2 separate regions of the Homo sapiens genome follow, and region 1 is linked to region 2. A link is a loop called in an ENCODE intact Hi-C map of the cell type or tissue named here. Cell type or tissue: Calu3. All regions are shown on one strand. Each heading gives the region's core, and the rest is flanking DNA. Links, peaks and the distances in the headings are about the cores only.

The links. Peaks named below come from ENCODE experiments on the same cell type or tissue, not always from the same donor. Only the 100,000 strongest peaks of a DNase experiment are listed, where the experiment ranks them.
Region 1: a loop joins it to region 2, with 8 times the contacts of the local background. A loop is called at or near these places in 1 of 110 quality-filtered maps.

What each region holds. Positions count from the first base shown.
Region 1 is chr13:24,189,815-24,206,093 of GRCh38, forward strand. All of the region lies in intron 1 of SPATA13 (spermatogenesis associated 13), which reads left to right. Among named protein-coding and RNA genes, the nearest start is that of MIR2276, 36 kb to the left of the region's middle. In Calu3, for the core only: no CTCF peak of the experiment used is centred there; no DNase peak of the experiment used is centred there.
Region 2 is chr13:24,047,108-24,063,386 of GRCh38, forward strand. It overlaps LOC124903136 (a long non-coding RNA gene), which reads right to left and starts at 6,448. Exons shown (of 2, transcript XR_007063723.1): 1 at 6,401-6,448; 2 at 5,079-5,265. It also overlaps a transcript of SPATA13 not described here. In Calu3, for the core only: a CTCF peak has its summit at 6,508 (motif pointing right); a DNase peak (open chromatin) is centred at 6,504.

The sequences.
Region 1 (16,279 bases), core at 3,760-8,759, 140 kb after region 2:
TTATAAATATATATAAAATGATATTTAATATATTATATTAATATATCATATATAATATAATTATATATCATAATATATATTATATAATTATATTACATAATATATATTATATAATTATATAATATATTACATAATATATTATATAATTATAAAATATATATTATATAAATAATTATATAACATATAATAATATATTATTATATAACATAATGATATACAATATATATTATTATATAACATATAATGATATACTATATATATTATTATATAACATATAATGATATACAATATATATTATTATATAACATAATAATATACAATATATATTATTATATAACATATATATAATATATATTATTATATAACATATCATATATAATATATATTATTATATAACATATCATATATAATATATATTATTATATAACATATCATATATAATATACATAATATATATTATTATATATAATATATAATATTATATATTATTATATATAATATATAATATTATATATTATTATATATAATATATAATATTATATATTATTATATATAATATATAATATTATATATATAATAAGGCTGTAGTTACCATGGATGGTGATTCCTCTGATGGATCTGGGCAAAGTAAAGTGAAAACCTTCTGGAACTGATTCACCATTCTAGATGCCATAAAGAACAGGAGGAGGTAAAAATACCACCCTTAACAGGAATTTGGAAGAAGTGGATTCCACCCCTCATGGATGACTTTGAGGGGTTCGAGACTTCAGTGGAGGATGTAACTGCAGATGTGGTGGAAACAGCAAGAGAACTGGAATTAGAAGTGGAGGCTGAAGATTTGATGGAAGTGCTGCAATCTCATGATAAAAATGGAATGAGGAGTTGCTTCTTGTGGAGGAGCAAAGAGAGTGGTTTCTTGTGACGGAAACTACCTCTGGTGAAGATGCTGTGAACACGGTTGAAATGACAACAAAGGATTTAGAATATTACATAAATTTAATTGATAAAGCAGTAGCAGGATTTCAGAGGAAAGATTCCAGTTTTGAAGGTTCTGCTGTGGGTAAAATGCTATCAAACAGTATCGCATCCTGTAGAGAAATCCTATATGAAGGAAGAGTCAACAAATGCAGCAAACCTCACTGTCTTCTCATTTTAAGAAATTGCCACTGCAGCCTTCAGTAACCACCACCCAGATCAGTCAGCAGCCACTACCATTGAGGCAAGACCCTCCACCAGAAAAAAGATTAGGACTTGCTGAATGCTTGGATGATTGTTAACATTTTTTAACAATGAAGTCTTTTTAAATTTATTAATTAAATTAATTAATTATTATTTTATGTTTGTAGAGACAGCATCTCTCGATATTGCCTAGGCTGGTCTCGATCACCTGGCCTCAAACAATCCTCCTGCCTCGGCCTCCCAAAATGTTGGGATTATAGACATGAGCCATCTTGCCCAGCCATATTTTAAAATTAATGTATGTACATTTTTTTCAAACATAATGCTATTACACACATGGTAGACTACAGTATAATGTACACATAACTTTTACATGCATTGGGAAACCAAAAACTTTGTGTGACCTGCTTTATTTCGATATTTGTTTTATTGCTGTGGTCTGGAACCAAACCTGCAATATCTCCCAAGGCATGGCTGTATCTCCTCTTTCTCACTATACATTGCTTTCTTTTTTTTTTTTTTTTTTTTTTTTTTGAGATGGAGTCTTGCTCTGTCACTCAGGCTGGAGTGCAGTGGCGTGATCTTGGCTCACTGCAAGCTCTGCCACCTGGGTTCACGCCATTCTCCTGCCTCAGCCTCCCGAGTAGCTGGGACTACAGGCGCCCGCCACCACACCCTGCTAATTTTTTTGTATTTTTAGTAGAGACAGGGTTTCACTGTGTTAGCCAGGATGGTCTTGATCTCCTGACCTTGTGATCCGCCCGCCTCAGTCTCCCAAAGTGCTGGGATTACAGGCGTGAGCCACTGCGACCAGCTACATTGCTTTCTAAAGCCCTTGCATCTCCTGCATACCTCATCAGAGTAATGAAAATGTTGCAGAATTTTGCTCCTTAGTTCAGCTAAAACCGGGTTCTTGTCACACAAGCAGGAAAATTTAGGCCTGCGTACACATTGAAGGGTGAACAGTGCAGGATTATTACAGGGCGAAAAGGGAACAAAAAAGAAAAATACACGGCAAAGTGAGATGGAGTCCTGCTAACAAGCCCCCACCTCACCCAGGCCACCACACAGGAGCTGAAGAGGTCAGGCTTCTACCCCGATCTGTGGCTCCACCCTGGTTCCCCCAGTCCATTGTGGCCATGCTCAGACAAGGCCCTGGGCAGGTTGCCTCATAGGGGGCACAAAAGCAGCTGTTGTAAACTCTTGTTGGGCAGGCAAGGAGATTCACCAGGGACCCCCCTCCCCCCACACCTTATCTGCCTAAGCATTTGGCTATCTCAAAAGCACATTCTAAGTTAAACAATGACCTGTTAATTTCCAATTCAGGGGCTTTTTCCTGTAGTTCTCTGCTTGTGTTTTGAGGTGTTCGTCTCCTCCTCCTTGCAGCTCTGCTTGGTGACTGTGATGCCTGCTACTCTAGTTCTCCTCCTGCCCCTTCAGTCTCTGTGCCAGTTCCTCTTCCTCCTCCTACCCGCTGAAACAGCGTCTTCCTCAGAATACTGTTTCCAGCAGTTCCCATGGCCTCACCTATCACCTCATCTGCACTCACTCCAGACATCTTGAGAGTCAAGACCTGAAGTCCTGTCTGTTAGTACATATTTAATGTGGTAGGCACTTGAGTATTGAATGAAAACTCAGGCACCTTCCTCTCACTAGGTCTGCACACCTGCCCTGGCCCCAGAGCACACAGATAGGCTTACCCGCTTCTACGGTGTGATTGGGTCAGGCTGTTGGAGAAGCAGAGAGAAGATTTGTTGTGGAAGGGGTGCCATGGAGACAGATCTTGAAGATCTCAAGGATTTTGAGAGGGTGACATGGGAAAAAAAGGCCTTCTGCATGGGTGGAACTGCCTAAAACTAGGTTAGGCAACAGGAGGCACTTCCAGAGCCCAGCAGGTGGTCCTGGGAGCACTGGTAGAGATGGACAGGAGGAAAAGGATTCTTTCCTCCCCCTGCTGTTCTCAAAACACCAAGCACTGTAACCGGCACATTATAAGTGCTCTTTAAGGTTTTGAGAGAAGTTGAAAGTCAAGGTGTGTGGGCTGAGAGCCCTGGGGGGCCAGGCTGAGGAGCTTGACACATAATCCAGGAAGGGACAGGAGCCACTGAGCATTGTTGAGGAGGGCAGTGACTGACTGGGGAGGACCTTCAGGAAGCTTTGTCTGGCATGTGGGCGCTGGATGGATAGGAGAGTAGAAAAGTGGACAAGTGAGTACACTGAGGGGGAAGTGACGGAGCTCTGAGGAAGGGGAGTTGCAGGGGAAATGGACAGGAGGGAATGACTCCAGTGAGCTGGGGGCACAAGGGAAAGTAGGTGAGGGTGGGGGAGAGAGATGACAAAGGCCAGTGTTGGAGGAACTGGGAGAACGGAGGCATTGTTGACACAGGCGGTGGCCATGTTGTTTGTACTGGGGGCCTGGTGAGCAGATGCCTCAGCGTGGTTGAATCTGAGTGTGAGGAGTGAGGCCTGCGGGGGGTGCTCCCCAGTTGGTGCCAGGATAGCTTCACCTGGAGCCGAGAATGGGTGATGTGGTGGTCGCTCAGGCACATGGAGTTGCTGGAGAAACCAGTTGAGTCTGGAACCTTGGGAAGGGGCAGGAACAGGAGGAAGGATGGAGAAGGGGCACTCAGGTGGGAGGAAGCCTGGAGAGGAATCAGTGGCATCAGAGGCACTGGATTCTCTGAAAAGAGTCCCTTCGATTTGGCACTTAGCTATGCTTTAGCAAATATCAGAGGAGCAGGTCTTCTTCTGGAGGAAGAAGTAGGGTTAGTGTGGAAACGTAGCTATTCCTCAGTGAGCAATTGTTGGCTGAATCCTGCTACATGTCAGACGTTGTGCCAGGTGATGAAGTGGTCACAATGAGGAAGATGGATGTGGAGAGTTGCTGGGTGGTGCCCAGAAGATCAGTAATTGGGATTTTAACACATTGTGATGAGTTTAGAAGGGTGGAAGCTTTGAGGACTATAGAGACACAAAAAGGCAGAAACTGGAAAAGAGTTTGTAGAGGTTTCTTACCTTCTCAACCATTCAAGTTCATAGCCCATCTTCCCAACTTTGCATCCATGGTTCAGTAGCCGAGTCTGTGGTGGGCACCTCATTGATCTTTGCTGCTTTATGGTTTTATGAACTCTAGCAGCTTCCCCTGCAGACATTGAGACACCTTGTAGAACCTAGGCAAGACTGCAGTGGTACAGGCAGTGGCCAGATCACACATTATATAAGATGATGCCAATACGTATAGTTATTTAAATGTGCAGCTAAAATCGTCCTGAATGTTGTTGCATCATTTCAAATATATGACTTACAAAAGAAGAAAAGAAAAGTTAGCGCCGTTCAATCATCCTGAGATTGCTCCTTTGCCTGGGACTTGCAAGAGTAGGACAGGAAGTGGAGAGGAAAATGTCCAGGCTCTTTGCAGGCTGAGGTGCACATTACTGGAAATGTTGAGAATCACTGACAGAGCGAACCATCCAGCTCTGTGAAATAGGAGAAACCAACTAGCTGGAGAGGTAGGATGCATGCTCTGAGTACTTAACAATCCTTATTTTACAACTTCTGAATCCGTAACAGTTTGAGGATTTGGTAGTCAGTGATCCTGCTAATAGCTGCATAATGAGCCCGGTAGGTCCTCATTGATTCACCACTCACCGACTGGTCTGCCGCTTTCCACTGGAAGGACTAGGATTTCTTCTTCTAACACTGTTTATTCTATGGCTGAATCATTTGTACACTATTAAAAATTCTACGTGCTTTACGATATGTGGAATCTTGACCTCACTTGTCGGAATTTAATCAATGATTTAATCTCTACCTGTCTAAGCAGCTCACAATGGTTTTCTTATCCAAAGGATAGTTGCAGAATGTTTGTTAATTGGGACAGGAGTAAAATAGTGAATCTTGTAAGGATGAATTATGACTAAATTCATGGGAAGTGGACGATACAACTTTTTAAGCTTTATTAAGATACAATTTAAATACCAGTTCACCAATGATTTCTAATTCAACTAAATGGCTTTTAGCACATATAGGAAGAGTTGTACAGCTGTTGCCACTGATTCCAGGACCTTTTTAGCACCCCGCAAAGAAACCCCAATTCCTGTTAGCAGTCATTCCCCATTTCCTCCTGCTCCAGGCTCTGGCAACCACTGACCTGCCTCCTGTCTCTATGGATTTGCCTATTCTGGACATTTCCTATCAATGGAATTATACAATATGTGGCCTTTTGTGACTGGCTTCTTTTACTTAGATAATATTTTCAGTGTGCATTCATGTTGTAGCATAGCATGTGTCAGTACTTCTGTTTTATAGCTGAATAATATTCAATTATGTGGATATCAAATTTTGTTTATCCGTGCATCGGTTGATGGGTATTTGGTTCGTTTCCCCCTTTGACCATTATGAATAATGCTGCTGTGAACACTCATGTACAAGTTTTTGTGTGGGCACCTGTTTTCAGTTCTCTTGGGTATATACCCAGGAGTGGAATTGATGGGTCATATAACTCTATGTTTCATATTTTTAGGAACTGCCAAATTATTTCCAAAGTGGCTGCCCCATTTTACAGCCCACCAGCAATATAAGAGTGTTCTGATTTTTCCACATCTTTGCCAACACTGCTAAAGGACAGTATAATATTATATAAGACTCTTAATTATTTAGGCATTGATTATCTACAAGGGGGTTTTCTAGGATTTTGTTTCCCTTTCTCTGTCCCCAAGTTACTGATTTGTTGATTTCACTGTAATATCTGATTTTGCTTTCCCGAAGAGAGGAAGGTGAGGAGAATGTGGGAGAACTTAAATTGGTTAATATAGCTAAATATTAACACCTGTTAACAAGTTGACTAGAAAGGTTTAAGGGGGAAAGATGATTTAATTAGCTCAAGTGATGTTTGGATTAATAGCAACCTCTGTAGGACTGGGGATGTATTCTTAGGTACTATAATAATTTATGTTTTTATTTATGAAAAAATTAAAAATTTAAGCATGTTTCATATTATCTGGATGACCATGGTATGGGGAAAACTGTAACTTGATTTTTGTGCCTTAATTTGCATTTGATTTTAATTCTTTGGTGCCAAGAAATTCAACTAACATGGCAGCAATTAACTTACTGCAGAGTTTTCAAAATATCTTAAAGGGCCTGGAAAAATTTTTCTAGAAGCTTCATATGTTACCCAAATTTGATGAGGAGTATCATAGTCAGTACTCCTGTGGAGTTTTCAAGTAAAGCCCTCATAATGATGGTGGGAAGGAAGGTGTGTTCCCTAAGAGTGAGGCTTGGCATAAACCCTTCACACATTACCTGGAAGTATCACACTTCAATTTTAAAAAGATTCACATGAATTTACAGTGTTTTTTAATGTTACATAATAGGTAATACCTATTTTTAGTATGTAATAAAGCCTTAAATTATATAACATTCAATAAAAATACCTGTACCTTTCCACAGTGTACTAGAAAATGTTCCAATTTGTGTAGAACTGACTTTTACTCTTCTTTTCATTCCTGGTGGGAAGATCACTTGAGCCCAGGAGTTTGAGACCAGCCTGGGAAATATAGTGAGACCCTTGTCTCTACAAAAACCAAAAAAATTACCTGGGCATGGTGGCGTGGGCCTGTAGTCCTAGCTACTTGGGAGGATGAGGTGGGAGGATCACTGGAGCCCAAAAGGTTGAGGCTGCAGTGAGCTGTGATTATTGCACCACTGCATTGTAGCCTGGACAACAGAGTGAGACCCTATGTCAAAACAAAACAAAACACATGAGCAGCCTAGTACATGTCGGGCACTTAGTGTTCAGTAATATTATTTACTTTCCTGAAGAAAATGGCCAATTAATGGAGAGTAGTACATTTCAAGAGATAAGGAGAAGCATGATTTCTAACACTCTAGAATATTGGATTGGCTAGAAAAAAAAACAGTTTGAAGAGGAGAAAGAGATGAATGTGAAATGAGCAAGCTGCTGAGTACGGGGTGAGTAGTGATTACATATACTGGAAAAGAGGAACTTAGTTCTGTAGAAATCTTAACTTCGTGATAAAAGTTACCAGCAACAGCAGGTGGCCAAATAACAACCAGAGGGCACCTGAGATGGGTATGATCTTACTGTTCCAGTTTTTATTATGTTTCAGTCTTGAGAAAAGACCCATCTTTAGAGGAAGACATATATCTTTAATTTACTCTCCAGGTCCTCCATAACTGCTACAGTAGCTATAATATTTATGTGATGGAATAGTCAAGTATAAAATAATATTGAGATAAAAATTTTGACACAACAGAGACTCAGTAGGAAGAAATTGTAAAGCTGGAAAGAGTAAACAGTGCAATAGTGATTAACTACAGAATAAGTGTATCAAAGTACAACTTTCAAATTGTTAAAACGTAACTATCTCTTAAATGTATCATGAATATGTGTCAGAAATTTATTTAGCTCATCAATGAGGGAACCAGCAGGATGTTGCCACTGACTTAGTCTGTCAGGAAAGGCGTGCTGAGATGTTTGCTAAATTAGACAACACTGGTTAATGTCCTATAGGGCAGTAAAACTGTAACCTTTATAGTTACCTTTTCTGAAAGATAGAAATAATTTGCATCTCTAATGAGAAAAAAAGAAATCTGAAGATTAACCTATAACTTACCTCTAATTAGTAGTAAATAGCAGGTCAAAATAAAGTACGTCCTAGAGAATGAAATCAGTTAGACTGGCTTTGGTGTGATATTGAAAGTACATGTGCCATCCTTGGCCTTATTTCCATGTTCTGACTAATTTTAAAAAATATGTATAAGGATTAGTGAGGGGCCATTAATACCACCAGAAATTACTAGGATGCCTTAGACTTCCATTGTGTTCCCTGGCTCTCTCAGTGGGCATGGGGTTTCCTGGAGGCTGATTTTTCTCCTAGGATGAAGTCCCCCAAGAAACATGCATTTGCTTCTCAAAAACAGAACTGTTGTTCTTCCAACTCCTCACTTTCCCATGTTTCCTCCCCTGTTACCTCGTGTTTGTTTGTTTGTTTGTTTGAGATGGAGTCTAGTTCTGTCGCCCAGGCTGGAGTGCAGTGGCATGATCTCTGCTTACTGCAACCTCCACCTCCCGGATTCAAGCGATTCTCCTGCCTCAGCCTCCCGAGTAGCTGGGATTACAGGCGCCCGCCACCATGCCAGCTAATTTCTATATTTTTAGTAGAGACGGGGTTTCACTGTGTTGGCCAGGCTGGTCTTGAACTCCTGACCTTGTGATCTGCCCCCCTTGGCCTCCCAAAGTGCTGAGATTACAGGCGTGAGCCACCGCACCGAGCCACCTTGTTTTGTTTCCAGACTCACTGGACTAAATGTCAGGTCCTCCCAGCCTCCTGCCCACTCCTGTACAAACAGAATCATAGGAAGTCTCTTTATAATAAAGCAGCAAGCCTATTTCAGGTACACATGTGTTTTGCTGGATGTTCTAGGAAGGTGAAAAAGAGTCTAGAGGTCTCCAAAACCCTTTGCCATTAAATCCTTCAGACGCAGTTAATAAAATCCATAGGAATCTCCCACAGAGGCGTTGTTGAGTTTGGCTTGGGATTACTATAGAGGTATGATTATTAATCTTCATTCTTGTGGCAGTTTACATCAGTTTCTAGATAAATGTTGATTGGAATTTAAAACTCTATGTATGTTCAAGCAAGGAGGTGAGTTTTGTTTGGTAGTCTCTTTTTCTTTGTCCTTGTTCTTTCTGCCAAGTCTGGGTCGTCCTGTGAGGGCTATCCCACGTGCTGCCACGAGGACATGGAAACTAGTAAAGTTTCTGCAGGTCAGCAAAGTTAGATGAGTACCACCAGCAGCAGGTGTCAGCTAATAAGCAGAGGGCATTTCAGACTGGTACCTCTTCCTCAGGGGTGATGCAGGACCTTTTCTGCTGTTGATTAAAGGATTGTATTTTTAGAATATATATTACATATTCTTAGAACTATAAAATCTTTTTTTTTTTTTTTAAGGCAGGGTCTTACTCTGTCACCCAGTCTGGAGTGCAGTGGTTCATTCTTTGTTCTCTTTTCAGGCACACACCACCACTCTCAGCTAATTTTTGTATTTTTTACAGAGACAGGATTTTATCATGTTGCTCAGGCTGGTCTCGAACTCCTGAGCTCAAGCGATCCGCCCGTCTTGGCCTTCCAAAGTTCTGGGATTACAGGCCTGAGCCACTGCGCCCGCCAGAACCATAAAATCTTAAAGTTGAAGGAAATCTCAGAGGTTTGGAATCCAGCACCCACGCCAGCTGCAATCCATGTTTGCCAGCCGCTGAGCTCTTCGGAAGGTGGGAAGCTGGGAAGACTGAATCTTGCTAGATGGCCTGTTCTCTGTAAACAGCTTTGATTGTTAGGGAATCTGTCACAGAATGAAAAACAATCTCATTCTACATACTGATTCTACCAGAAAGTGTGCATCTGAATAAACTTCTGATCCTTCTTCCATAGGAAAAGCACTATGATGTCTTCCCTAAAAGTTGTGTTTTTGAAGCTGAATGTCTCAGAATCTTTCTGCTGATTTGTGAAATAATATGGATGGCAGATTATTGTGTAAATTTATCTGTGGTTTGTCTGTGTTTCTTTTAAGATGTGTTCCTTAGAACTGAACGTACTACTTTTAATTGGCCAATGTGTAGGTTTAGGAGAGGGATGGGAAAAACTTGCGTCTTGTGATCTAAGCTCTACTTCTGTTGTTTGCCTAGACCTGCGGCAATGTATTGGAATTTTCAATAGGCGCATAACAGTGTCAGATCACATTGGCCATCCAGGTCACCACATCTTTGGGTTCTTATTCAAATAAATTGCTTTTGTTTGTCAAGTGTTCCCACTAAGCCATATGTAAGTAATTGTAATCCAATTTTTTAAAACCTTAGCTGTGAATACTTATTATAATAATAATATATGTCTTATAAGAGAGATAGACTAGCATGGTAGTTAAGAGTTTAGCACTGGAATCGGACCATCTGGGTTCCAATCCTATCTCCTTTATTACAGTCTGACATTGAGATGGTTAAATGTGTTGATGCCTGGAAGGTCCCTTCCCATGGCTCTTGGTTGGTCAGTGATCAACAAATGAGAGCTATTATTCTCTTTGCCAGACTTGTACAAACCCCTTCAACGGGCATTTTCTTAATTTAACCCAACTACAGTTTGATGAATACTATTGTTATTCTGCCTTTGTTTAGATGTGGGAACCGAGCTCAGAGTAGCTAGGTAATTTGTTCAGGGATGTGGCACTCCTGGGTGGCGCAGAAGGATTTGAACATGGGCCTATCTGATGCTTTAGTGGTTGGCACACCTGGTTAGCCCTGTTGTATGTTTCATAGAGCAGTATTTTCTAACCCAGCCTTCTAACAATTGTGTATCTTAGCTGTTTTATTAAATACTTAATTCATACAAAGAGTACAGCATGTAAGGACAAAGACAAGTAAACACCATGTATGCACTGCGCAACCTGAAACGTGAAATGCTACCATTTTCCTTGAATGTCCCACCTCGTTCTCAGCCCCAAGTCTCCCACCCAAGAGGTGACATCATTCTGACTTCGGGGATTATCACCACTTAACTCTTCTTTATTGGTTTTCAACACATAAAATATTCCTAAACAATATTTTTCTTTATGTAGCTGTTTAGTAGAATAGCATAACATACGAGATGTGAATATAAAGCAACTTTATGTTTTTTGCTCTCGGTGGTCCCCTTAAATTACACGTGTGATTAGTTTCTCTTGTGCCCGAGATGAAAAATCAAGCAGCCTCATGACTGTTGGTCACCTCCGGGTCATAAAAATCTCACAATCACATCAAGTTTAAAACAAATAAAACAAACCAAAAAACCCCACTCACTCCCACAATGAAAATACACAGTTTCACGTAATAGTCAAAATAATCTTGCTTTAAAATTGAGGCTCTTGATATTGACAGAATGTGTCTGATTACGTCCTTGTTCTTTTTTTTCCCCCTCACAGGAATGTTGCAGCTATTCTAAGGGCTTTGCACGCTCATGTGAATTTTAAATTCAGCTAGTCAGTCACACACACACACACACACACACACACACACACACAGAGTTTGGATTTTGATTGGAGGTATTTTTGAATCTGGACATTGTAATGGTGTTATTTGTTCCCTTGCCTTAGTGAGGTTATCATGCTTATTAGCACAAGGGGCGGGTTTCCAAGCATTTACCTAGACAAGCTGTGACCCCCTGTCATGTGTACAAAGCTCTTGTTGGCCTGACTGTGCCACTCATCATCAGCTGTTTGTTTTTTTAAGATAATAGTCTATTTTTTAGAGCACTTTTAGGTTTATAGAAAAACTACCCCCTCTCCCCTGTTCACTGTTTCTTTTATTATTATCATTTTGCATTAGTGAGATATATTTCTTACAATTGATGGGTCAATATTGATTTACTATTAACTAAAGTCCATGGTTGACATTAGAGTTCACTCTTTTTTTTGAGACAGAGGCTTGCTCTGTCACCAGGCTGGAGTGCAGTGGTGCAATCTTGACTCACTGCAACCTCCGCCTCCCAGGTTCAAGCGATTCTCCTGCCTCAGCCTCCTGAGTAACTGGGATTACAGGTGCGTGCCACCACACTCAGCTAATTTTTGTGTTTTTAGTAGAGACAGGGTTTCACCATGTTGGCCAAAATGGTCTTGATCTCTTGAGCTCATGGTTCGCCCACCTTGGCCTCCCAAAATGCTGAGATGACAGGTGTGAGCCACCATGCCTGGCCTAGAGTTCACTCTTGATGTACATTCTATGGTTTGTACAAATACATAATGCAATGTATTTACCATTATGATGTTGTACAAATAGTACATATGTTAAAATCCCCTGTGCTTCACCTGTTCACTTCTCTTTCCCCACCCAGCCTTTGGCAACCACTGATCTTTTTAGTCTCCATAGTTTTGCCTTTTCCAGAATGTCATGTAGTTGGAATCATGTAGTATGCAGCCTCCTCAGCTTGGCTTCTTACATTCACAGTATGCATTTAAGTTTCCTCTGTGTCTTTTTCTGGCTTAGTAGCTCATTTCTCCAGCCTGGGGGACAGAGCAAGACTCTGTCTAAATAAATAAATAAATAAATAAATAAATAAATAAATAAATAAAAAGTGACTCTGACATATTTGACTCCTATATTCGTTGATACATCTAAGTTTATCCTTGCCTTTTAAAAGATAATAGGTAAGGATATATTACCTTGTTGTGTGTTGTGAGTTTACTTTTTATCCTAGGATTTAAGTGCAAAAGGACGTTAAGAATCCTGGGCTATGGAAGAGCTTGATCTTCCTGCCTCTGAGCCCCAGAACCCTCTTTTGTTTGCAGAGCTAAACAGCCACACCGAGTAGATGGCCCAGCAGCAGTAAATGTGGTGCCCACAGTCGTAAAGGACAGTTGATTCTGCAGGGAACGGCCCGTTCCTGAGCCTCTCCTGGAACGAGTGTGTGCTTGGGCGCTTTCTCCAGGTTGGATGCCAGTGTTGGCCTCAGAGACCTGTTTGCTTTCTTTCTTTCCCTTTTTTTTTTTTTTTTTTTTTTTAGCTTCACTTGTACTTTAAGGTACAATATTAGAATGTTCCTGTGACTTTTTTTTTTTTTGTATTTGTAGATTTGGGATAAAAATGGAATTAAAAAGCCTGAAGGGAGCGGGAGGAGGGAATCTTGCAAAATACAGACGGAAGAGAGTGAGAACTGTCTTATTAGATAGTTTTTTTCTTTTGTTCTTCATCTGTTTTTGCATTTATTATTTGAGATAAGAAATTTTCATTAAGCAAAGGTAGTGAAACACTCCCAGGAGCCTGGAATTACGTTATGAACACGGCTTAGTTTGGGAAATAAAAATGGCATCATACGGAAGCATTCCACTTACTTGCCCAATTTAGGAGTGGAGAAGTCGACAAGCAAACAGGAAAACCCTAACTTAGGAAACAGTATGTAATTCCTGGAATTATGGTGAGATTTTTTTTTTCCCTCAAGTTTTATTTTAAGTTCCTGGGTACGTGTGTAGGATGTGCAGGTTTGTTACATAGGTAAACGTGTGCCATGGTGGTTGGCTGCAGATCATCCCATCCCTAGGTATTAAGCCCAGCATCCATTAGCTATTCTTCCTGATGCTCTCCTTCCCCCATCCCCTCCCTCCCCACAGGCCCCAGTGTGTGTTGTTCCCCTCCATGTGAAATGATGGGATTTTTACTGTCAAGCTTTCTGAAGTTGAAGTTGTCTCTTCCCCAGTGCCCTCTTTGTAAAAGTATAAAGAACCATTCTGTAGAGGATGTAAATTAGTGTCAGGGTAATCACCAATTACCCTGACGGTAATTTAGGGGAAGGGGAAGAAGGGGAAGAAATACTGATAATATAGCACTCAACTTTTTAAGTAGCTTTTTCCTAAACTTGATCTTCCTGTGTCTGAGCCCCTAAGAAAGCCTCAAAAGCGCTAGCTACATTTTGTAAAGTCTGTTTTTGTGACTGAAAGGGGACAGCACTTCTGTGGCTGTTTGCATTGTTTCCTTAAACTTTGCTGTTGAGGATTGGATGTGACATGTAAGGCTCTCTCTGTTATGTCTAGGTGGACACAGCAATGCAGTGCCTTGCAGTCATTTAATGGTGGATTCCTGCAGGCAAGAATCAGGATAGGGTAATTTCTGGGGCTTAAATTTCACGGGTTCTTCAATTCTCAAACTCGTTTCTCTTTTTTGTTGGTAGGTATTTGGGAGAAAGAGCTGGAAAGACACTTTTTTATATTATTAAATACAGACAATTGATGAGAAGAATTTTTGTAGTCTCTCCCACAGAAGGATAAATTTACTTTGCAGACATCCAAACCTAATGTTTACAAAGAAGCTCTGAATGTTTCAACAAATATTTAATGAGCTGCCATTAGGTGCCAGACACTGTACTGTGTGTATATGCTGTGGCTCTGGATGATTAAGGTCATGTCTTTAAGGAGTTTATGGTCTAGTGAGGGTGCCTCAGTCATGCAAAAATGTAACTTAATGTAATGTGGTGTGTGTTAGATGAATTTCTGCACAGCTGCTTGGTTTAATATAGTAATTGTAAGTGTCAGGAAGCCACAGGGGGAGTGTGGCTTCCTGAGAGAGACAGTTCCTGCACTGAAGCTCATAGGCAGGTTCTTATTGCATGTACTCACAGCCAGAGGCTAACCCGAATGCCTGTTATGTGTTAGATACAGTTACAGGAATAATACCATTTAATTCTCACTGCCGTCCTCCAGAGTCTCTGTTACTGTTATCCACATTTTTCATTTTGCAGATGAAAAATCTGAAGAAACACTGTGTTCAGAAAACGATAGGAAAATTGTGAATCTTCCTGAATCAAATATATTTTGGAAATGCTTAATTTAACTGGTAAATTGTTTTAAAAGCATTGTTTTTGTTGGCAGACAGAGCTTTTTTTTTAAATTTTAGTAAAATAGGTATAACGTAACATTGATGACGACTTTAACCATTTTTAGGCATAAAATTCAGTTGTGTTAAGTTCATGATATTAATATGGTTGTGCAACTATTACTACCATTCATCTCGAGAACTGTTCCATCTCCCAAACTGAATGTCCATACTCATTAAGCAACAGCTCCCATTTCTCCTCCTCCTCCCAGACCCCAGAAATTACTGTTCTACTTTCTTTCTCTACAAATTTGACTTCTCTAGGTACTTCAAATAATTGGAATCATATGCTATTTGCTCTTTTGTGACTGTCATATTTCAGTTAGCATAATGTCCTCCAGGTTCATCCCTGCTGTAGCATGAGTCAGAATTTCTTTTCTTTTTAAGGCTAAATAATATTCTATTATATGTATATACCACATTTTCCTTATCCATTTATCAATCAGTGAACATTTGGGTTGTTTCTGCCTGTTGGCTGTTGTGAGTAATGCTGCTGTGAACATCAGTGTATAAATATCTGTTCTGCATACATCAAAATAATAAGAGCCATGTATGACAAACCCACAGCCAATATCATACCTAATGGGTAAAAGCCGGAAGGATTCCCCTTGAAAACCGACACAAGACAAGAATGGCCTCTCTCTCACCATTCCTATTCAACATAGTTTTAGAAGTTCTGGCCAAAGCAGTCAGGCAAGAGAAAGAAATAAATGACATCCAAATAGGAAGAGAGGAAGTCAAACTATCCCTGTTTGCAGATGACATGATTCTGTATCCTGAAAACCCCAAAGTCTCGCCCCCAAAGCTCCTTCAGCTGATAAACAACTTCAGCAAATTCTCAGAATACAAAACCAATGTGCAAAATTGCTAGCATTCCTGTATACCAACAGTGGGCAAGCAGAAAGCCAAGCCATGAAAGAATTTCCATTTACAATTGCCACCAAAACAATAAAATACCTAGGAATACAGCTAACAAGAGAAGTGAAGGACCTCTTCAAGGAGAATTACAAACCACTGCTCAAAGAAATCAGAGATGCAAATGGAAAAACACTCCATGCTATGGATAGGAGGAATCAATATCATAAAAATGGCCATACTGCTCAAAGCAATTTATCAATTCAATGCTATTCTGATTAAATTACCATTAACATTCTTCACAGAATTAGAAAAAAACTATTTTAAAATTCATGTGGACCAAAAAAGAGCCTGAATAGTGAAGACAATTCTAAGCAAAAAGAAGAAAGCTGGAGGCATCACTTTACCCAACTTCAAACTATACTACAGGGTGACAGTAACCAAAATCACATGGTACTGGTACAAGAACAGACAAATAGACAAATGGAACAGAATAGAGAACCCAGAAATAAGATCACACACCTACAACTATCTGACCTTTGACAAACCTGACCAAAAACAAGCAATGGAGAAAGGATACCCTATTTAATAAATGGTGCTCGGAGAACAAGCTAGCAGAAAATTGAAACTGGAAACCTTCCTTACACCATATACAAAAATCAACTCAAGATAAATTAAAGGCTTAAATGTAAAACCCCAAACCTTAAAAACCCTAGAAGAAAATCTAGGCAATACCATTCAGGGCATAGGAATGAGCAAAGATTTCATGGTGAAGATGCCAAAAGCAATCACAACAAAAGCAAAAATTGACAAATGGGATCTAATTACACT
Region 2 (16,279 bases), core at 4,296-9,295:
TCCACCTCAAGGCGGGGTCCACAGGACTAGTTGAGTCATGAGTCACGGGTCAGGTGCAGTCATTCATTTGCCAGAATGCAGAAGTCTGAAAAACATCTCAGAATAACAATCTTAGGCAATATAAAAGTAGTGTTATCTATAGGAACAATTGGAAAAGTCACCAATCCTGTGACCTCTGGCCACATCTCCTAAGAGGCAAGGAATTATAGAAAAGCAAGCCAGAGAACAGTGGCTGGTTATCATTTAAGCCTACATGTTAGTAGAATTCAGACCTCTCCCAAAATCCTAATCTTGTGGCCCTGCATTCATTTTACAAAGGCAGTTTCGGTCCCTGAGCAAGGAGGGAGTTAGTTTCAGGAAGGGACTGTTACCGTCTTTGTTTTAAAGTTAACAAAGGCAATTAGCTTGTGAGAATAGAAGCAAGATGGAATTAGTTAGGTTAAATTTCTCTTACTGTTACAAATTTTGCAAAGGCAGTTTCATCAGCTTTAGTAAATCCTATTAGTTTTCCAAAGTGGCTGTGCCAATTTATACTCCCAATATAGTGTGGGAGTTCTTCTTTATCATTATCAATCCTTAGTATTTTATCTCTTTTTCATGTTGGCTTTTTCACTTGTATCAGCAAGGGCTCTCCAGAGAAACGGAACCAATAGAATCTGTATAGATATATGGAAAGAGACTTATGATGAGGGACTCACCCACGTGATCATGGAGGCTGAGAAGCACAGGATCTGCTGTCTGTAACCTGGAGATGTGGGAGAGCTGGTGTAGTTCCTGTCTAAACCCAAAGGCCTGAGAAACAGGGAAGCCAGTGGTATAGGTCCTGGTCCAAGCCCAAAGGCCCAAGAACCAGGTGCGTCAATGTCTGACATCCCAGGGTAGGAGACAGATGTCCTTTTTGCCAAGGTCACTCTCCCTGATGCCTTTCTGTTCTATTCCTACCCTCAAAGGATTGGCCAACGCCTCCCACATTAGGGAGAGTGAGTCTTTACTCAGCCAGGTGATTCAAATGCTAATCTCTCCCAGAAATACCCTCAACACACCCCAGAAATAATATTTTACCTGCCACCTGGGTATCACTCAGCCCAGTCAAGTGGACACATAAAATTCACTATCACACATTATGGTGTAGTGTTGTCTCACTATGCTTTTAATTTGCATTTCCCAGATGACTGTTGCATTTTTAGCATTACGTTATATTGTTTAGAAAATAAGATACAATATAATATACAAAGCAACATGTAACTAAACATATAAAGCAAAAGCTAATAAAAATATATAAACAGAACTTGGTAAAGCACAAATATAATGAATGATTTTAAATATTTTCATTTAATAATTTAGTAGATCTAGTAAACTAATCAAGGATGAAGAGGATCTTACATTCATAATTTCGTGTAATAATACATATAAAATTTACATCCTACAAATATGGAATATATAACTTTCTCTTATTTTTTTCTCCTTTGTACTTTATAAAATTTCTAAAATTCAGTTAGGTTCTTGATGATGAAAACATTTCAGATAGTTCAGGAAAGTAGAGATTTTAGAGTCATCAGTCTCTGATCAAAATTAAAAAAAAGATAAATAAATTGTATAAAGACCCAAGCTGAACCGTTTAATATCAGAGTGCACTCTCATAAAGTGTCCCTAAAGCAAAGGAGAAGTCAAGGCTGAAATTCCAAGTTAAAGAAATAGTAATTCAAACTAGAAGACCTTGTAGCAAATTTATCGCATCCAGGAAAAGTTGTATTTAGAGGAAATAGCTTCAGATAACTTCTTTATTATAGAAGAAAATTAAAACTACAAGTTAGAATTCATGTTAGGAAACTCAAAGAAAAAAATGACAAAACAAAACAAAAGGACCTATGAAAAGGAAATTAATTGGGATAGGAACTGATATTAATGAAGTAGACACAGGGGCTACCAAATGGTTACTTAAATTCAGGATTAAGGTTAAAAAGATAAGAAATGTCTAAAGTCTTCTAACCCTGGACATGATGAGGAGCCTAGAACAAGTGTATTGATTCTCCAGTTGTTTTATCTCCTTTGCTGTAAAATATGAACAACAGCAGCAGTAACAACAGCAATACCGTTGTGCCCAGCATGACAACATTTTAGTCACTGATGCCTCGCCTACAGGACAGCAGCCCCATGACATTATAATACCACATTTCTATGCCTTTTCTACATTTGGGTGTGTTTAGATGCACGAATACTTACCATTGTGTTACAGCTGCCTACAGTACTCAGTACAGTAACGTGTGCAGGTTTGTTGCCTGGGAGCAATAGGCTACAACGTGCAGCCTCGCTGTTTGGTGGGCTACATTATCTAGGTTTGTGTGAGTACGCTCCGTGTTGTTCACACAGCAACAACATCGCCTACATTTCTCAGAATGTAGCCCCATTAGTAAGAAATGCATGACTAGACCTAAGAAGGTGTTGGTGGTCACAGTAACGTTTAAAATGTAACATGCTGTAATGCAACTTAAGCAGTACATGCAATATCTAGGAGGCCTGTATAGGGAGTCTGTAATATACATGCAATGATACCAACCTCAGGCTACTAAAAACACGAAACTGATGGGCTGTGAAGGGAGTGGATGATCTGTTTGTCAGCAAGGCATGTGCACCACATGTGTAAATATCCTGAAGAAAGTACCTCAAGTGTCTGTCATGCAGCCAACAGACAGTATCTGCAGGGCCCTTTACAAACCAGGAAGAGGGAAATCGGATTCTTTCCATTTGCAGACATTTTCAGACTCGTTCTTTCTTTCTTTTTTGAGACAGAGTCTTGCTCTGTCGCCCAGGCTGGAGTGCAGTAGCACAATCTCAGCTCACTGCACCCTCTGCCTCCCCGGTTCAAGCAATTCTCCTGCCTCAGCCTCTCAAGTAGCTGGGATTACAGGTGCCCACCACCACGCCCAGCTAATTTTTGTATTTTTAGTAGAGATAGGGTTTCACTGTGTGGCCAGGCTGGTCTCGAACTCCTGACCTTGTGATCCACCCACCTTGGCCTCCCAAAGTGCTGGGATTACAAGTGTGAGCCACCATGCCAGGCCTTTCAGATTCTTTCTGAACCATCTGGGGAAGTCACAGTATTGATAATGGCCATGAATTTATGAGAAACTGTTAAGTATAATAGATATTAAAAAATAGAAAGTTGATTTTTAGTTGGTAACAAAAGACTAAAATCTTTAATGCACTCTAGTTCCTTGAAATCTGATAATGCTGACGAGTCAGTTTCCGGAGCCAAATTTCCCCGCTTGACTCATCCTCACAAGAAATCAGATATCCTTGTTATAAGAGGAGAGCATCAACACAAAACAAAAACAGCACGGATGGGCTGCCTCATGCTGTATAGGATTCGAGACCCAGGAGCCATAGCTTAGGGGCCACTGTCCCTGGTCAGGCACACAGACAGGAAAGGAGGAGGGACCCAGCTGGCATGTGGCTGGAGCAGCACCCAGGACACAGCATGGCAGCTGGCCAGGTCTCAGCCCTGGACAAGAATCCACAAGAGGCGAAGGCATTTTCTGTGCTGTGCCTCAGCCAGAAGTTCCAATGCAGGGATGTGGAGGCATTTTCTAAAACTTGCCTTTGTCTTGCTCCAAGTGCAGGCACCATGCATAATGCTGACGAGCATGGTCTGTGACTCCCGCGCTGGCAGGACTTTATGGCCAAGGTGCCTCATGCCACCCACCACGTGTGGTAGTGGCAGTCATTTGTGTAACACTCAGACACCCAAATAAAGGGGCAAGCATCCTAAACTGGTGCAGCTTTACTGTCCTGGGAGGCCTTACCCACTTCTCAAAAGAATGTGCTATTTGCTGACTTCAGTACTAAAATATCTGAGTTGTGTTACCTGAGGGTTTTCCAGCTGTTTTTGCAGGTGAGTGTACTGTGAGCTAAGCAGGCTATAGACCCATATCTGCCATCCACCAGCTGGGTAGCTGTGGGAGCACCTCTTTCCTTCTCCGGATTTCCCCCACCTTTTATGAATGTCACTGAGCAAATGAACTCCAAGTGAGCACTGCTGGGGCTAGCCTCCTGAAGTTTTTGGAGACCCTAGTTCTGCTCCCCAGTCTCCACGCAGCACATACCTTGTTGCAGTGGCCACCTGACCTTCCAAGAGGACATGAACAGCAGGAAGTGATTTCCAATCACGTTGGACATGCTGTGCCTGCAGCCGGCAGGACTTCCTGGTCCTGGCATTTCAGGTGAATGACCCTTGTCTGGGGTTGAAGATGAATCTTCCCCAGGTCCTCTTAAGGACTGCCTGGCATCCCTCCCTATCTCCTTTCAGCCACACCAGGTACAGCCTGCCAGGCTCTCGCCTCCAGTTTCACACATCCTTGCACCTGCCTGGGCGATGGCACTTGGGACATACTCATGCACACCCAACCCTTAGGGGAGGAGATTATGCCCAGTGGGTGGTCCATAGAAGGAAGCCAGGGAGTAAATGCTTCCTCCGTCTCCCTGCTGGTCTAGTAGAGTGGAGCCAGCGGAGACAATGCTCCCTGTTTGGGGATGGAGGGGTGGGGACTTAGGGGCAAGGGGAAGCTGAGAAGAGATTACACAGAGGAGATGATATGAGGCGAATCTTCAGAGGTGGGAGCTTTAGGGGGGAAGTGGTAGCGATTGGAGTCAGAGGCAGCAGTGCTATCAAAAGTCTAGGCTGCAAGAGCCTGCTAAGAGTTATGTTCTCCAGGGCAGGGCAGAGGGAGATGCCCAAGGGACAGAGGAGGCAGTGGCCGCCAGCCTGGGGTCCTAGGAGTTCCCCGGCACCTGTTCCTCCTCCTCAGCCCCGGCCCACCCCTGCAGCTCCTCACCAGGTTCAGACGTCCTGGCTCTGGTCCTCCCACCTCATCTGTGCACCTTGCCAGTCCTTTGGCTTCCTCTGCGTGCACTGAAGCCCTACCAGCTGGTGAGGAGTCCCTGTGTTTGGACGCAGGGTTTGGCTTCTTACACCAGCATCCTGTGCTGTGTCCAGGCTCCTCGGGTCTCTGTGCTTAACGCAATTCCAAATGGAAGAAAGGGAGGAGGAAGCACGGTTCTCAAGAATCGCAGGCCTCGGGCACAATTTGAGCTCCAAGTCTTTATTTCTTGGTTATCACTAAGAATCAGTTGCATATTAGAATTCTGAATAGGCCTGGTGCAGTGGCTCAGGATTATAATCCCAGCAATTTGAGAGGCTGAGGCCAGAGGATTGCTTGAGGCCAGGAGTTTGAGGTCAGGCTGAGCAGCGTTAACGAGATCCCATCGCTACAAACAAGAACAACAACAACAAACTATTATTTAAAAAATAAAAATAAATTTTAGAAAATTCAGAATGACCAACACTTTCATTCAGGGTTCTAACTATTGATAAAAAGAAATATATGTTTTTTTTTTTCTTTTAAACCCATGATGTGAGACATTAATGTTCTGGGCAGTTGTGAGGAATCTCCACCACAGCACCTCTCCTCACCCTCCCGTTTCCAGATGAAAGCCAGGCTGTGGATACTGGCCTGGTGACAAGAGAACATGGAAAATGGAAAGGATGTGAGTTTAAGGACTCTTTGGACACAGTAGAGTGTGTCTAAATTTCTCAATAAAAGGCATATTTTATAAACAGAATATAAATATTCAGCATCCTGGCCTTGGACCCACGACTGCGTTCCTGTGGCGGGAGGCAGCCAGCAGCTCAGGGGCCCGTGCAGCACTTCCCCCTGCCGCCAGGGGATCCTCCCCGCCACTGTGCCCTGCCCACCACATTATTTATACTACATGTCTCATGCTTTCTGTGGAAAATTGTTTCACTTAGCTTCCTGCAGGGATATTTTGGGACTGGGAACCTTGGCTTTTGATTTTTCCTTTCTCTACCTTGCATAACAGCTCTAATTCCCAATTCTCTTGGATTTTCTCTTCTCTCCTGCTGCTCTTTGGGCTGAAAAATAGGAATTCTCTTTTATTGTTTTGTTTCAATTTTCTGAGACCTATCCGTACCTAGAACACAAACTTGTTTTTCTCCGTGACATTCTTGTTTTAGATATAAAGCATCAAGTATCTGAGCAGCAAGAACATTTTTGTGTACTTGCATTTTATAATCGTGGAATTCAGGAAAGGTCTTGCAGGAGGTAAGTTAGCATAGAGTTTCAGAGCTAGGATTCGGCCTCAGTGCTGTGATCCACAAAGGAATGTGTAATAGAATTCGGAAAATCACTGCATTTGATGCAAATATCTAGTGAACTCTAGGCCGCTAAAACTTCTCAACCACTCATTCCATGGCTGATTCACGTGGAGTTCCTGCATAACAAAATTCGGGTAGAAATGATCTACGAGAAGTAAGTACCAACACCTCCTATTGGAGATGTGAAATTGAGCAAGCCGTTCTTACCTGGGATCTCAGCTTTCTTACCTGGCTAGAAGTGGGGAGGTTGAATGCACTTGGTATCTAAGCACCCTTATAGACTTCCCTTGCCACCTGGGCCCACGGTGGGAGTATTTTTCTCTATGGCCACTAGATGTCCCAGGAGCACCCACTTTGGGGCTGAGCTGTCTAAGACACCTGGGGCTCCATCCTGTCGTCCTTGGAATCTGCTGACGTGAGGAAGGCAATGTTTGGGTTTCACTTCTGTATGATTTTGGGGCTGCTGTCTCAGCCACTGAGACTCAGACAAGAATTTTAAGACACCAAAACAACCCCTTAGTTTTCTTGATGGCTGTTTGAAACCAACAGAACCATTCACATTTTCAGGAATGGATTCTTGTTAATGCCATGAAGTAGGAATTCACAAGGGATTTTCCAAACATTAGTGAACTCACAAAGGAAGTGTTATTATGGGGTGTCTATGTGCTTGAGGCATAGAGAGTCTGTAAAAATGAGAGAGCCACAGCTGCCTCTGTGTCGTTGGGGTGACGGAGGCTCCTGGACAGCTCTGCCCTGCGGGGACACTCTGAAGAACAGGCACCCTGTGCTCAGGGCCACCGTGAACCATGGAGAGGGCAGCATGGAGGAGGAGGTGAAGAAGCCCACAAAGAGGAGTCAGGTCAAGGACACCATGAGAGATCCCTCGTCTGCCACTTCCAAGGCCAGAAGCCCGGAGTTCCCATCACACCCCACAGCAACTATGCAGTGTGAGACCACTGGTTCATTTAGCCAGGAAAAGGGAAGAAATCTTTCAGGGTGGATTTAAAGAGAACTGCAAATCCATCTGCAGCCATCTTAGATAGATGAATGTGAAGTTTAACGAAATTAGCTCTGTCCAAGTATCCAAGTGGGAGATTTCCAAGAAGCCATCACTAAGGCTACTACTGGCAGTGGCAGTGGTGGCATTAGAAATAGCAGCATGCCCAGAGATAACTTTCCAATTTAGTGTTAGGGGAAATTGTATGACACTGCAAGGACCATATTGTAAGCTTAGCTGTCTAATGTGCAAACCAGATACGCATTTTTAGTTTAAATTAACTTTGACATGTAGCAGCAATTCATAGTTACCCCCAAAACACAAACTCTAAGAACTTTTAAAATGCATTTAATAGAACTCTAAAGAGTACAGAAGAGAAAATATGTGAAATATAATAATAGTAGCGCACCGTTAATTTATGATGGTTCTTAACCAGTGTGTACAGGTTTAATACTACCTCACAGGAGAAAAGGTTAAGGAGGATATGCATTTTTCACTTGTATATAAAATGGAGAATATTCATTTTTTAAACTGGAAAAATGAATTCAGTCACTTATGAAGTGTAACCTCTTCTAAAAAAAAATTGTGTGACAGATCATACAATAACAGCGCTCACTTCTTGTGATCATATGTCCCAGCATTTAAACATTAAGTCAATTTAGCTAGCTACCTTTCAGAAGCTGGTTATTATGACTATTATTTTACACTCATAATTCAATTTTTATAAACAATATAATGCCAGCTGCTGTAATTCAAACTTTATATGCCAATGTTGTGCCCTGTCATATTTTACATTCTGAGCAAGCCTACAGCCTCCAGCAGCCTGAAGGTTGTACGCTTTACATATATGGCACAGAGCGATCAGCCTGCAATTCATGTGCATATTTGTTACAAAGCATGTGTCTTTGTGAAAATCTTATACACTTAAATGACATCAGTTTCTATCTTGTTGTTGTTCTTAAATTGCTTCCCCAGTCCTCTCCTTCTCCTTCAGTGTTATAGATGTTATGTATTCATCCTTTCATTGCGGGTACAGTGCATCGTGTAAGATCCCAGATGCAATCAGCATGCCTGGGTTCAAATCTCGACCTTGTCCTTTTCTATCTGTGTTTTCTTAGGCAAATATCTTAATTTCTGTCTGCCTAGGGAGATGGAGGATGGTAACAGGACCTACCTTACTGAACTGGTAGGGAGAGTAAATGAGTTAAAACATGCAGAGGTCTTAGAACAGTGCCCGAAGCACCTTTAGTAACCATGCATTCACTGAGAAACCATGTTTTGTGTGTTGCTCTACCAGGCACAGTGCTAGGCTGCAGGGATTCTGGGATGGTGGCAGGAAACAGAAGTATTCGAGAACAAGGGTTCCAATACCAGCTCTCAGGTGCTGTGGGACTTTACTCGCCAGGTGCCTTTGGCTAAGCCACCCACTTTCCTAGGTCCTCAGTGTTCTCCTTGACCAATAATAAAGATGGAATAGACAATCTCAAAATTACTTTCCAACTCTGAATATTCTTGGATGTCCTAATTCTAAGCCAAGTGGGCTCTGTGGAAATCTGCTCTCATTGGCCGAGGAGTCCAATCCACCACCGCACGGGTCCAGAATAAAGTGACCACGCTACATTAGACAAATGGCGTTGGCAATGCCGTGCCTTTTTATGGAAAGTGGTTTTGGATGTTTGTGATGCAAGGAGACATGAGGATATTCCATATTAGCATCAGTGGTTCAAGTGACTTGGAGAGTATGTTAACAACAGGCTTTATGGATGGAAGGAGCCAACACATTTCTCCATGAAAAGTCCTCTAAAATGGTAGAGCTCATGGTTATGATAGAAAGATGGGATGAAGGGCACCCCTCAGAATTTCACAGATGTTGAAACAGTTGAATAGAGGAAGTGAGTCAGTTTGTATCAAATGAATAAATAGGAAAAGTTAAAACTAGAAGTGATGAAGGAATAGAACAAAGTGTCCAGAACAGCCTCAGTGAATATCTACTATATGTCCACCTTCAAGTGCATTAGGACCCATTTAGAGATGCTTTGGAAGTTTTGGAAAGGGGTGGACAGGCAAAGGTTACACATCTGGTTAACCACGTAGATCTGCATTTCGGCTTTTCAAGTAGCAAAAGGATAAACTTACCTTTAGGCTTGTTATTCCATTTCCATACAAGACATATGATGGATTAGATGCTCACCTTACATGCTCCCATGGACCTCTGTCCTTCTGTCCTAAGTGTCACTGTTAATTATATGTTTGACTGTTTCTTCTCTTCTGCAATGTAAATTCCATGTTGTGTGAATTGCCTACTGCTGCACCCACAGAGCCCAGCACAGTGTCTAGCACATAGGAGGGAATATATATGCATGGATATATGTTGAGTGAATGGAAGGGATGGCTTCTTCGGATGGCCCTGCCTTCTTAGCTGTGAATACATGATACATAGAAGGCTGTCTCTTTTGGTGGCTTTGTTTTTTGGGAGAGGAATGAAGAAAAGACAAGTACGTTGCTGTGCGTGTCTGATAAGATTTCCAAGCTGATCGGGCCACAGGTCCAATTCTGCCCCTCACATCGTCCTGCACATAAAAAGGGAGTGGCCTTCCTTATCCTTGACAGGGCAAGGGGAAATGGAACTTCTTTTTTTTTTTTTTTCAATGAATGGAGATTTATTAGGCCAGCTTTAGGGCGTTTCTGGGAAAAACTCGAGCCACAGACACATCTGTGGCTGTTTTCTTTCTCTCTCTCTCTCTCTCTCTCTCTCTTTCTTTCATAGCGTCTGGCTCTTTCTTTTTTTTTTTTCTTTTTTTAAAAAATTTTATTATTATTACACTTTAAGTTTTAGGGTACATGTGCACAATGTGCAGGTTTGTTACATATGTATACATGTGCCATGCTGGTGCGCTGCACCCACTAACTCGCCATTTAACATTAAGTATATCTCCTAAAGCTATCCCTCCCCCCTCCCCCCAACCCCACAACAGTCCCCGGAGTGTGATGTTGGGAAATGGAACTTCTTAATCTCGGCCACTTCTCGGCCTGTGGCGCTTTGCACTCCCACTGCAGCTGTCGGTCCTCTTGACAAAGTCCTGAATTTTCCCCCTCTATCTGCAGAGGGGTCTCTTCAGTTCACTTCTAGTGAGGTGGTTTTCTGATGCTATTAAATGGAGCCCCTCAGGGAAGCCAGTGTTGACAGGGCATTTTCTGAGTCCTGTGACTGCATCCATATGGGACTGGGTGATGTGGGATGTTCTGCATGAATGTCTTATGACCAAAGGCACTGAAAGGACTGGTGCAGGGCTGGGAATTTGATTTACCTTGTTGGGGCATAAACTCTACTTCTTTGTTTTCTCTCCACCCTACCCCTATCCCCAACCTCCAACCGTCATAAGAAATGTTACTTCCTGAAGACGGGCAAGCCTGGCCTTTTGGAATTGCCACACCGTATATATGTGTGATCTTTTCTCTGGTCTCTGAGCACCTTGACCCTAAACCAACACTGCAGTCAGGTGGGAGGGGAGGTACAGAGCCCAGCCTTCCCCTTGGAGGTCCAGGGAGGACTAGTGAGAGGAGGTCAGGCTAAGAGAGACTCCAGATTCCCCTCCTCTCTTTTGATTTCAGCAGCTGGTGTGGAAACTCCTCCCCACGCTGCCCTAACTCCACGTTATTATATCTTCACTCCAAGGATGCTGTGGCAGTGGACCATGGGATGCAGAAAGGAGATGTTCATGGCCAAATTCAAGCCTGGCAGTGTCATTCCTGCTTAATACACCCAACGCAAGATGAGCTCCCATCTGGCCATGCTGTGGCCCCACACCTGATCCCACATTGGAGTGTTATGTCTTTGTATTTATTTACCTTTACATAATTATGAGGCTACATAAATTTAGTTATTGCTGGCCATGAAACCAAACCCAGAAAGCTTACATAGGATGACGTCTTTTGATCGTAAGTGGAAGGAAGGATTCTAGTGTTGAAAACTCTCTACGTGATATTGTTATCTGGGTATCAGATTAGATTAACAATGGTAATAGAAAACTCACTCACCTGATTCAGTCACTGTTTAAACCCCCTTAATTATATCAACTCATTTAATGCTCACCGTAATCCCTTCAGCAGGGAATTCTGATATCTCCATTTTATGACTGAGAAAATTGAGGCAAAATGGAAAAGCTTTAGAGTTTTTGCCTTGGGTGATTACTGTATACGGGACAAAGGAACAGCTCACACATGTGAGACTCATCTGTATGTCATAGGGCTACACATTACTTAGAATAATTGATTACCTGATTGGAGATTCTAGCAGAGGAAATTACTAACTTCATAACTTTCTTGGTGTGAAACTCATGGCTTCAAAACGGTCTACATAATTATGAAATTCAGATAATTTATTAGTTGCTTATTTTTAAGTTTGATAAAACTTGACAGATCAGTGAATAATCGCTAACTATTGGAGGCATTATCTAATTGTTCTTTCTTATGATTTATGTTGGGAGCTATAGATTCACTGGTTAACCTGTCAGGTAGCAAGATTTATGTTTACACAAACTTTCCAGAGTGTCTTCAACCCCACGGAAGTTGTCTTTGAACATCACCTTTCTTGGACAGCTGTGCATTTGTTTACCCCAGTAATGATGCCAACTCTGTCTCATGTAGACCTGTAAGCTCCAGGACAAGAGCCATGGTCTGTGTATTGTTTTTTGTTTTGTTTTGTTTTGTTTTGAGACGGAGTCTTGCTCTGTCACCCAGGCTGGAGTGCAGTGGCGGAATCTCCACTCACTACAAGCTCTGCCTCCTGGGTTTACGCCATTCTCCTGCCTCAGCCTTCCGAGTAGCTGGGACTACAGTCGCCCACCACCATGTCCTGCTAATTTTTTGTATTTTTAGTAGAGACGGGGTTTCACCGTGTTAGCCAGGATGGTCTCGATCTCCTGACCTCGTAATCCACCCCCCTCGGCCTCCTAAAGTGCTGGGATTACAGGTGTGGCCCACTGCATCCGGCCTGGCCTGTGTACTGTTGTAACCTCACCACCCAGCACAACTCTTGGGACTTGGTGAATGTCACAAAAAAAAAAGGCTTGTCTTTGATCTCTCAGAAGATTGTTCTCAGTACTAATGTAGAGGGAGTGCCTTGTGTTTTCCACTTGATTTCCAGTCTCACTGGCTACACTTGAATCCAAATAGGCTTTGGCTGTATTGAAAAGACAGAGATTTGGCACTGCCAAGTCACTTACACTAACGCTTTTGTTTCTGAGGTGGAATCCCCAAAGGAGGAAGACAAAAACAAAACATTTTGGAGAGGCTATTATATGCTGAGGACAGATACTTTCATTTCCATTATCTCATTTAATCCTGTCATTAGTGCTTTCAAGTAAGTATAAGTGTGTCCATTTTATAATTGAAAAACCTAGTGATTCTTGCACACTGATTTTGTATGCTGGAACTTTGCTGAAGTTGTTTACCAGGTGAAGAGCTTTGGGCCTGAGACTATGGCGTTTCCTGGATAAGATCATGTCGTCTGCATACAGAGATAGTTTAACTTCCTCTTTTCCTATTTGGATGCCTTCATTTTCTTCTCTTGCCTGACTGCTCTGACCAGGACTTCTAATACTATGTTGAATAGGAGTGGTAAGAGGGGCATCCTTGTCTTGTGCCAGTTTTCAAGGGGAATGCTTCCAGCTTTTGTCTTTTCAGTATTATGTTGGCTGTGGTTTTGTTGTATATGGCTCTTTTATTTTGAGGTATGTTCCTTCAATACCTGGTTTATTGAGAAGTTCCAATGACATTCTTCACTGAACTAGAAAAAACTATTTCAAAATTCATGTGGAATCAAAATGAGCCCAAATAGCCAAGGCAATCCTAAGCAAAAAGGACAAAGCTGGAGGCATCATATTACCTGACTTAAAACTATACTACATTTTTTGGCTAGAGTAACCAAAACAGCATGGTACTGGTACAAAAACAGGCACACAGGCCAGTGGAACAGAATAGAGAGCCCAGAAATACTTACAACCTGCACACTTACTATCTGATCTTTGACAAAGCTGACAGAAACAAGCAATGGGAAAGAATTCTCTATTCAATAAATGGTACTGGGATAACTAGCTAACCGTATGAAGGAGACTGAAGTTGGATCCCTTCCTTACACCATGTAAAAATGTAACTCAAGAGGGATTAAAAACTTAAATGTAAAACCCAAAGCTATCTAAACCCTGAAAGACAACCTAGGCAATACCATACTGGACATAGGCATAGGGAAAGATTTCATGACAAAGATGCCAAAAGCAATTGCAACAAAAGCAAAAATTGACAAATAGGATCTAATTAAACTTAAGAGCTTCTGCACAGCAAAAGAAACTATCAACAGAATGAACAGAAAACCTACAGAATGGGAGAAAATATGTGCAAACTATGCCTCTGACAAAGGTCTAATATCCAAATCCAGCATCTGTAAGGAACTTAAGCAAATTTAGAAGAGAAAAGCAAACAACTCCATTAAAAATGGACAAATGCGGCTGGGCACGCTGGCTCATGCCTGTAATCCCAGTACTTTGGGAGGTCAGGAGTTTGAAATCAGCGTGGCCAACATGGCAAAACCCCGCCTCTACTAAAAATACAAAAATTAGCTGGGCATGCTAGTGCATGCCTGTAATCTCAGCTACTCCAGAGGCTAAGACCGGAGAATCACTTGAACCTTGGAGGCGGAGGTTGCAGTGAGCTGAGAGCACACCACTGCACTCCAGCTGGGGCAACAAAGCAAGACTCTGCCCCGCACCCCCCAAAAAGTGGGCAAATGACATGAACAGACACTTTTCAAAAGAGGACATACATGTGGCTAACAGGCACATGAAAGAAAGCTCAATATCACTAATATTAGAGAAATGCAAATTAAAACCACAGTGAGATACTATCTCACACCAGTCAGAATGACTGTTACCGAACTGTCAAAAATAACAGCTTCTTGCAAGGTTGTAGAGAAAAAATGCTTATATACTATTGGTGAGATCATACATTGGTTTAGCCATTGTAGAAAGTAATGTAGCAATTCTTCAAAGAGCTAAAAACAACTGCCATTTGACCCAATAATCCCATTACTGGTTATATCCCCAGAGGAATATAAATCATTCTACCATAAAGCCACATGCATACGAATGCTCATTGTAGTGCTGTTCAACAATAGCAGAGACATGGAATCAATCTAAATGCCCATCCATGGTAGACTGGATTAAAAAAAATGTGGAACATATGCACCATGGAATACTATGCAGCCATAACAAAGAATGAGATTGTGTCTTTTATAGGGACATGGATGGAGCTGGAAGCCATTATCCTTAGCAAACTAATGCAGGAACAGAAAACCAAATACTATATGTTCTTACTTATAAATAGGAGCTTAGTGATGAGAACTCGTGAAGACCAGGAGGGGAACAACAACACTGGGGTCTAATTGAGAGTGGAGTGTGGGAGGAGGGAGAATCACAGAAAAAAATCATGGATACTACCAGGCTTCATACCTGGGTGATGAAATAATCTTTACAACAAACTCCTGAGTTTATTTATATAACAGACTTCAAATGTACCCCAAACCTAACATAAAAGTTTTTAAAAAAAATTAAAAATTAAAAAAAAAAAAGAAAAAAACTGAGGCTCAGAGAAGTTAAGTACCTCACCCAAAGCCACACAGCTAGCTGGTATGTTTTAGAACTAAGCTTTAACTTAAGTATCTTTGACTCAAAGCCTACTTTTCACTGCTGTTGCTGCCTTGAGACAGAGGTCCAGAGGTGTTATGTGCGATGGAAGCGTCACTGGATGGAGACATGACCCACCCATGGGGGTATCTTGAGGAACACACTCAGTTGCCTGTGTGAATTCTAACAGGTCTGTTTGCATCTCAGATGCTCTACTGTGACCTCTGGTACAGTGTGGCTGTTTACTAGTGATGCTATTCCGGGAAGAGCTCTAGGGCTTCTTAGCCCCATGTTAACTTCTCATGGTTCAAAGTGCTGTTGGCGGAGCACAATGCAAAATCCTGTGGATATGGGTGAGGCTGTCATCTTTGGAGGAAGGACTAAAGGGCTGGGGGCAGGAGGCCAGGGACTGACTGGGGGCTGATCAGGACGAAGAGAGCTGAGGGCACACAGTCAGGATGAAATTCTTCTCCAATGGCGCCAGGGTGCACGGTGCTGGGAGCCAAGGGGCTCTGCCTTCCCACCAGCCCTGCCGCTCCAGGGCTCTGTGAACCTGGGTCACCTCACCTCCATGGAGCCACACTTCTTATTTGCAAAACAGAGGGTGGGGATCCGGTGACGAAGGAGCCTCCATCCAGTTCTAATTTTCCGTTTTCTTATAGAAGTCGGGCTTCGGTGTGTCTGGAACTGTGTAAGGAAGACCCAGTGAAGTATCCTCATGACTGCACCTGAGCTGTACTGAATAAGGGGTTGTGTGTGTGTATGTGTGTTTGTGTGTGTGTATGTGCACCGTGTCTGCATGTGTCCACATGCATTTGTTATCTTCCATCCTTCATAGCCCTTCTTGAAGATTGAGAGAAGTATCGGGATTTCCAAACTTCAATTTGGAGTGGGTTTTGCCAGGAAATTACTTTGGAAACTGTTGCAAACTGCATGCTTGTGGATGGCATTCTGTGGTCATGATCCTGCCATCTGACAGTGCCAGGGCCTCCAAGTTCGCACAGCCAAAGTGCCCCTGGGGGTTTGTGGGGGAGACTCAGGACAAGGGACACACTTCCCAGCACCTCCTCAGAGGTTCCCTGCTCAGATGTACTCCCTGGGATTGGCCTCGGGGTCACCTGCCTGAGACCCAGCCCTGCCCTCTGTCCTCAGCCAGCCTGGACCAGGCTCCTTCTCCCAGTGCTCACCATGCACTGGCCCCAGGTCTGCCCCACGTGAGGGTGAGCTCCACAGCCAGAACCTGGTTTTATTCGCGTCTGCCTCCTCCTTGCCAAACCACCATGGGCACAAAGAGAGCACTCACTAGGGATTCATAGGAGGAGTGAAGGATATCTGATTTTTTAATTGACAAATAAAAATTGTATGTGTTTATCATGTACAGCAGGTTTTGAAATTTGTACACATTGTGGGATGGCTAAATCGAGCTACTTA